2 separate regions of the Homo sapiens genome follow, and region 1 is linked to region 2. The links are chromatin contacts, found by Hi-C or POLR2A ChIA-PET in ENCODE. All regions are on one chromosome and are shown on one strand. Each heading gives the region's core, a stretch centred on a gene start or an enhancer-like site at or near the end of the contact. The rest is flanking DNA. Distances are from core to core; before and after follow the strand shown.

Region 1 (3,898 bases), core at 728-3,227, 33 kb after region 2:
GGCAGCACTTTCTGCTACAAGAGCAAGCATGGACAAGACTGTCTCCATTTTGTTCCTGAATTTCACCTCCAGAGTATTTGGCTTTTGTACCAGACAAAAGAAACCCACCCCTCCTGTTGAGAAACTATTCAGCAACTTGCTTTAGAACAGGGTGACTCACACCAAGTCCAACCAAGCCATTCTTGCACTTGTGAAGTGGTTCTAAACATAGTAATGTAACTCTTCCCATGTCACTTTTCCAATCCTATAGCCAGGACAATACAAGGAATTAGCCAAGGCATCCCAATAAGCTTCAGTATGCAAATTTTCAATGACATGTGCCTGTGGATTCTGAAAATTCACAGATCTGTCTATCCTTAGCTGAGACTGAAGGCATCTACTTCCCAATGACCAAATCCTGGTGCTGTGGCGACACTGAGCAGGAACTCCATTAGAATATCAATATCACTCTGCAGACATTCCATGATGTAAGCTATGTTTTCTCTTGTTGCAATTACACTTAATTTACCACCAGCTGCTTCAATGTCATGGGCTATCTTGAAAAATGAAGCTCCTTTCGTAGTCAAACTGGATGCAAGACACAGCAAATGAGAAGTTACTAAATTGTTGGAGTCCTCATAGCTACTGCCTGCTTTAATGAACAAACCAATTCTTGATGCAGGGCATAGTTTTCCAAAGGAGAAATCATAAAACCATTTGGAAATTTGATGATCTCAAGGTCCTGATGATGTGGAGCCACTCCTATGGGGGTAGCTGTGGCTTTAACTTTGGGGGCAACTTTGAGGGAATAAAGTCTCAAAAAGAGGGAATAAAGTCTCAAGATTGTTCGTGACCCATAGTAACTTCTGGCTTAAAGGACCATTCGGCAAGTTTTTAAATGTATTTTCTATAATTTCCATGTAGTTCTTTATATTTTCTATTTCTTATTTAAAACCTCTATTTTAGCTCGTTTCCTTTGACACTGCTCTGGCAGGGAAAGGGGTGGCACTGCCTCATTACTGCCAGGTAGGGGTAGAAGTCCATTATCCACTTGGTCTCCATTGATACCCAAAGTGGGGAGAGGCTCCTGTTACTGCTGGTGAGGGTGGGAGTCCCCCCACTAAGTTTCTGCTAATACTGTCCTGGTGGCTTGCTACTATTCCCATGAAGCCTCCACTGATACTACATTACTTTTGGGTGGTGGCAAATGTCCTGCCTCTCCACTAGCCCTCCTGCTCTAAAACAACCCGAGTAGGGAGTGGGAAGGAAGCTTTGTTACTGGTAGGTGGGAGCTGAAGTCCAGACTTGCCACATTGTCCCACTGATGCTACAGGGAGGAGGAAGCGGGCCACATTACTGCCTGATAGGGATGAAAGCCCCAGCTCCCTACCTGGCCTTCGCTGATACCAGCCTGCTACAGGAGTGAAGAGAGATTTGAAGGCCTCAATATAGCCTGTCGAGGGTGGAAGTCTTGCTCCCAATGGGCCTTTAGCAGCATGGGTGGGTGTGGGGCCATAGCTGTCTCTGTACTGCTTGGCTAGAGTGGAGTATTTGAGGTCCAAAAGTTTTCTGTCTTTCTAGCCCTTTGGTTAGAAAGAGCAGACTTTTGTTGGAAGTATTTTTTTGTGTTTACCTGTTGTATTTCCAGGTTCCTAGCTTCTCCAGCACAGTCTGGGATGTGTGAGACACAGAGAAAATCCAGTGATGTTACTACCGTATGGTTTCTTGGGTCCCAACGTCTCTAGCTAATCTGCTCCACCTTTTGGAGTTTTCTTATTTGTTTTAGATCAGGGATTTAGTCATATTTAATAGGAGAAATATGGAAAAATACTTCTACTCTATCTTCCTGGAAGTTCCTGTTTATTTTTTATGTCCTTTTCCTCTGGCTAGACCGTAAGAGACTTACGAAACAAACACTTACACATTCTACTAAACTCAATGTCCAAAGTTTGTGAACTTCTTGAATATTGCTTGTTCATTTCCACCCCCAGTCACTGACTGAATCTCCCTGCTGTCTGTCTACAATGCCAATGAGCTTCTGGTTAACTTCTTCTCATGCATGCTTAGGCAACAACTTCCCAGTTTTACTACACTTGCCCATCCCTAGTTTTGTTGTTGCTTAATCCCTTGGCCTAGTGCCACCATACTCCTCCAGCAGAGCAACCAATTCTTACATTATAGGACAGCACATATCCACTAAAAACAGTTCATGCCACACCAACCACATTTCCCTTTGTCAACAAAATTACTTGATAGATAATTCCAGGAATGCCTGATGAAGCTGATTGACAACAAGATATTTGGCAGACTCTCTGCTGCCTATACATACCTTAGCATGTGGAACTCAAGTAATGAGAGGTCCATTTAATTGGATTGAATTGGGCTGGATAGGATTGGATTGAATCCTGTGGGATGGCTAGGCTAAATTAGAAATGAAGACTAGTTTAACAGCAGTATCCAAGGATAGTTGACTAATGAGTTAATTTTACTCTCAAAGACAGTCTTTAGTAGTAAGCTGTAATGCATTATATCAAACTATTTTCCAGTCAATGATTTATAAGTTACTTGAATAAGGATGCTAAAGATGTGCCTTATTGAAATGGCAATTAGCACAAAGTTGGGAATGAAATCTAATTAGTTAAATAACAGAATCACATAAAAAAGGACTTGAATAAATGTAGCATCCTACCATGTTCCTGGATAGAAAGACTGCTATCGTAAAGATATTCATTCTCCTCAGGTTAAATTATAAACTCAATGCAATTCAACAGGATTTTAAAAAACTAGACAAAGTGATTCCAAGTTTACGTGGAAAATAAAATGTGAGGGACCAAACAATATTTGAAAAAGAAAGAGAATAAAATCTCATCCTTCCAGATACCACAATGTATTATAAAGCAATAGTAATTAACATGAGGGCAGAAATGAGCAAGCAAGTGAACAAAATAAGACAGATAGTCACAGGAAACTCATATATTTATAGGTGCTTTGCGTATAATGAAGATGGTCCTTCAAATCAGTTGGGAAAAGATGGGTTATTCAATAAATGGTGTTGGGTAAAATTGGTTATACATTGGTGAGAAATAAAGTGAAACTCCTACTTTGTATCATATGCAAAAAATAGATTCCAGACAGATGAAATATTTAAATGTAAAAAATAAAATTCTAAAACTACTAGAAAAAAAAGAAGAATATTTTTATTCCTTTGAAATAGAAAAGGTCTTACTAAGCAAAACACAGAAGTAATAAATGAATAAATGAAGACAAATATGATAAAAATAAGTTAAAAATATAAGCAATCTTTCTTTGTTTTTTTTTCACCTTTCCTAGAAAAAAATATATAGGCAACTTGTTAAGCAAGGTAGATTACAAGAAAATATTTACAACATTTGACAGGCCACAGATTATTATCCAGCCTCATCTGATAAGAAAACTTCAACATAAAGATATCTGTTTTTTTTCTTATAAGGTTCCTCAAAGTGAGCCAATCACTTCTTAAGCTGAACAAAAAACAAAACAGAAGTGATCTTTTCCAATAATGAAAACAAACATTGACAGAGCAGCTGTAGGATCCTTTCAGGCAAATTATGAAAAGGTGCCCTTTCTCAGAAACCACAGTTACCATTCAGCTTTGTGACCAGAGGTTTGACTGTACCCTAGTCCCTACTAGCAACCCAACCACATAACCAACTTCAAAGGTCCTGAATGACTGTGTTGTACTTAATGGCAGATGATCTATCTCCCATTTTTGTCCTAAGGATTTTCCAAGATAATATATTTCTGCATTTGTTTTGCTTTTACTTCACTCCAAATTGAAATCTATTTGTGGGATAAGACTAAAGAAATGCTTATAGGAAAATTGATAGCACCAAATTCCTATCTTAAAAAATGAAAAAGGTTTCAAATCAATGACCTCAGC
Region 2 (4,375 bases), core at 905-3,404:
GAAAGGCTACATGGGGCTGGGCACAGTGGCACATGACTGTAATCCCAGCACTTTGGGATGCCAAGGCAGGCAGATCACCTGAGGTCAGGAGTTTGAGACCAGCCTGACCAACATGGATAAACCCCATCTCTACTACTGGTGTGGTGGTGCATGCCTGTAATCACAGCTACTCAGGAGGCTGAGGCAGGAGAATCGCTTGAACCTGGGAGGCGGAGGTTGCGGTAAGCCAAGATCTCACCATTGCACTCCAGCCTGGGCAACAAGAGCGAAACTCTGTCTCAAAAAAAAAAGAAAAAAGAAAGGCTACCTGGGCTGGATGTGGTGGCTCACATCTGTAATTGCAGCACTTTGGGAGGCTGAGGCGGGTGGATCACCTGAGGTCAGCAGTTGAGACCAGCCTGACCAACATGGTGAAACTCTGTCTGTACTAAAAAATACAAAAATTAGCCTGGCATGGTGGTGGGTACCTGTAATCCTAGCTACTCGGAAGGCTGAGGCAGGAAAATTGCTTGAACCCAGGAGGCGGAGGTTGCAGTGAGCCAAGATGGTGCCATTGCACTCCAGCCTGGGGACTGAGCAAGTCTCCGTCTCAAAAAAAAAAAAGGAAAGGCTACATGGACTTTTAGGGCTGAGGCTTCTGTCCTCTCTGAGTGGCCCTTGTCCTCTCTGAGGGCTAAAGGTCCTTCTTTCTTCCATTCTGTGAGCCATCCAAACCCTGTCCATACAGTCATTCTTGGCTGAAGCTGGGGTTGTTTATAAATCAAAAAGGTTAACTGATATGGAAATGTGTGCTAGAAAGCAGGTTGCAGACATCAGCCTTCCAGGGAGATGATGAGTGTTTGAATTAGTTAGCAGGAAGTAAGACTCCCTTCCAACTCCAAGATGGGAAAATGGCACCCATGTGATAGAATGGCTAAACAACTAGTCAAGTTATCACCTCAGACCATGTGCCTATTGAGAATGAAGCCTGGTGGGATGAGGGTGGGGGTTGGCAGGAAGGTGCTGCTATCCACCAATCTAAAGAGGATGAAGAAGGCCAGAACTAGAGGGTAGGATGGCTGCTTCTGAAGGCACTGAGAAACTTAAAGCAAGACCATTCAAATGCTGAAACTTTCATTCTCAAGTTAGAGTGAAACTTAAAGCCTTTCTGTGACCACGTTGAAAAAAAAAAGTCTCTTATTACTTGCAGCTGCCAGGTTAAGACTGGTGGAAATTAATTCAGAGCATGAAGTGTCTTAATTATAGTAGGAGTTGTATTTGCAAATTTGCTAAAAAGCCTGTATGAATGTTAAGGCATTGGTAAGATAGACTGAGGATCAGTGGGAATGGGGATATCTGGGAGGATGCACAGGACCTGGGAAACCCTGTTCCTCCATCCCCTCTGGCACACTGTCATTTCTACTTTTCCTTCTAAGGAAGCTGTTTTCCCTTAGCATGAGAAAGGTAACAGTTCGCTCTTCATTGTTGCTCACCTAATAAACAGGATTTGAATTCAACCTGGCCCAGAGGGTAAAATGCAGAATCAAGGTATGGGAAAAAATTCCGTAAAGAATTATAGAAAGTGGTCAATGAACATTATTGAAAAACTGAGTTTGGCTTTTAAGAGTGCTTAATAAAAAATTGCAGAATAGAAATTTGGATTGGGCTGAATTAATTGACATGTACACTCATTGAAAATATTGCACTCAATGGTTAAGGTCCTAAGAGTTGTTGATTGGTCTAATACAAACCTGGACCAAATGCTGGTCCATCCTCAATGAGTGTAAAAGGCCAGAGATCCCTAGGAATCATCTAGAGGAAGACAGGAACGTTATACTTCTATCAAGCATAATGTCAGTCTACCACTGACACTCTTTTTCTTGTCATAAAGACAAGATCGGAGAGGGAAGCTCATTAGGAATGATAGTGGGAGGGGCTGTAATTGAAATGCAATCTTTGACCTCAGTCAGATAGGGAGTATGTTAAGTGTGGACTTTTTACCTGCAAGAAACAACATAGATGTGGCCATTATAAAAGCCAACAGGAAAAGGATGGTGATAACACCTCTGGGAGTGATCTGACATCCGGAAGCCTCTGACTATGTTTATTCATTATGGAGATCCCAAGAATTAAGTCAAGAAAATGTCAGGTCTGGCAAAAAAACAGATCTGTCTTGAGTTGTAGTGAGAAAATGTGGCCTCTCGCCAAATTCTCAGAAGTGAGTCACTTCATAAAATGAGGGCCTTTTAAGTGAGAAGAAAACCACACCTCAAAAAAAGAGCTCTACAATATGTCATACATGATACTCTAACACCTAGGCTTTCCCAAATGAACCTGTAACCAATTTTCCTGGAATAATATGCACTGGGAAAAAGAAGCACCCACAGCCTTTGGTATTATTGATTGCCAATTTTAAGTTACAGTAATTCCAAAAGACCCAGGAAATCACTCTAGTCAGCCTCAGAGTAGGCACCCATGAGGGCCAGGAGATAGAGGTGCTTCCCCCGCCCCTTTGAGACAGGGTCTCACCTTGTCACCCAAGAGTGAGTTTGGTGGTGCGATCTTGGCTCACTGAGCCTAGACCTCCCCAGGCTCAGGTGATCCTCCCACCTCAGCTTCTTGCGTAGCTGGGACTACAGGCACATGCTACCATGCCTGGCTAATTTCTGCATTTTTTGTAGAGATGGGGTTTTGCCATGTTGTCCAGGCTGGTCTCAAACTCCTGGACTCAAGCAAACAACCCACTTGGCCTCCCAAAGTGCTAGGTGATAGAGTTTTGATGTGACTTTGTATCATCGTAGGCAGAATTTGGCCCAGAACCCACCTTGTGATTTTCACCAGTCTCCAGTGCAGTGTTAGAATGAACATACTTAGTAGGCCGGGCGCAATGGCTCACGCCTGTAATCTCAGCATTTTGGGAGGCCGAGGCGGGCAGATCATGAGGTCAGAAGTTCGAGACCAGCCTGGCCAATATGGTGAAACCCCATAACTACTAAAAAAAAAAAAAAAATACAAAAATTATCCAGGCATGATGGTGCCGGCCTGTAGTCCCAGCTACCCGGGAGGCTGAGGCAGAAGAATCGCTTGAACCTGGGAGGCAGAGGTTGCAGTGAGCCAAGGTCGCGCCACTGCACTCCAGCCTGGGCAACAGAGCAAGACTCCATCTCAAAAAAAAAAAAAAAAAAAAAAAGAATGGGATTCCCATTAGGCTTTCAGACAGTAAATAATGGCTACAACAGAGGAAGGCCCAAGTGGAAGCCACTGAAGGCCCCCTGCCCATACAAAGCAGAAAATCAAAAACAACGCTCTATCCTATGAAGAAAATAGCAGATTAGTCTCATCACAGATAAGAAAGACACAGATATGTTGATTCCTGTCATACCTCCTTTTAATGCTCCAGTTTTGCCAGTAAAAAAATTTAAAAAATAATAAAATAAAATAAATTGATGGGTCTTGGGGAATAGCCATGGAATGTTACGACTAAATCAGATGGTGACTTTCACTGTGTGTGTTGTCTTCTAAGTTTGGTCCCCTTGCTGAGGCAAATCATTACAGTCATGGTATTTGGCATGTAGATGCCAGTCTAGAGTAGGGGCTGGCAAGCTTTTTCCTAAAGGGCCAGATAGTAAGTATTTTAGGCTTTCAAGCCAGCTGGTCTCTGTCACAACTACTCAACTCTGAAGTTGTAGCAAGAAAGCAGCCACAGACAACATGTCAGTGCATGGGCACAGCTGTGTTCCAGTAAAACTAGTTTTCAAACACAGGCACCTACACACTGGAGTTTGCTAACTTCAGATCAGGAAAATACAGTTTTCTCCCTTTTGGTACAGAGAGGCACCCAAAGAAGCAGTTTGTCTCCAGCTGTCAGGAGCAGAGTACACGCTGCCATCCTGCCTGGGAGTGATGCTACTTTCAGGTGATTTGCCTCACTGTAATCTGCAGGGACCTTGTGACTGCATCACCTGACAGGACATCACTTTGGTCCACATGGTTAATATTGTGCTGAGAGGACCTGGGAAACGGGAATAACAAAAACCTTCAATGTCTTGATAAAACACACGGCTGACAGAGAGTGAAAGATAAAGCCGGAGAAAATATCAGAGTCTCCAACTTCAGGCAAGAGGTGAGGTCCAGTGAAAGCAGATAGCCTCAGTGTGTGGAGTCCATGCCTGGTCTCCTTCCCTGTGCCACTGTTTACGCTGTTCATGAGCCTCTGAGAAATCATCTGGCTGCCATAGGAAGGGTGACCCAGCATGTGCTATTTTCCAAGTTTCTTCCATCCTGGGGGGCATTTTGGTGAGAATTCACATGAGATATGAACATTTTTAGGTTTGGGTCTCATTCAAATAAATCCATTGACATACTCCTCCAAATCTTGATAACAATTTTCCATTTA

The links. Hi-C counts contacts between places; a loop is a spot of excess contacts on that map. ChIA-PET counts read pairs that join two places held with the same protein, here RNA polymerase II (POLR2A). Pooled maps may share reads with other maps.
Region 1: a loop to region 2 is called in a pooled map, with 3 times the contacts of the local background. The contact joins two enhancer-like sites. A Hi-C loop is called at or near these places in 1 of 168 maps with a recorded cell type or tissue (B cell), 4 of 37 single-sample maps with no recorded cell type and 7 of 50 pooled maps. POLR2A ChIA-PET finds 5 or more read pairs at or near these places in 11 of 52 experiments (BJ, RWPE1, WTC11 and 5 more).

The regions. Positions count from the first base shown.
Region 1 is chr3:46,311,119-46,315,016 of GRCh38, forward strand. It overlaps the pseudogene UQCRC2P1. Among named protein-coding and RNA genes, the nearest start is that of CCR2, 41 kb to the right of the region's middle. Within about 2 kb of position 1,978, at least 2 of the 41 ENCODE cell types and tissues checked have a DNase peak (open chromatin) inside an H3K27ac peak, as active enhancers do.
Region 2 is chr3:46,278,122-46,282,496 of GRCh38, forward strand. No RefSeq gene overlaps it. Among named protein-coding and RNA genes, the nearest start is that of CCR3, 38 kb to the left of the region's middle. Within about 2 kb of position 2,155, at least 3 of the 41 ENCODE cell types and tissues checked have a DNase peak (open chromatin) inside an H3K27ac peak, as active enhancers do.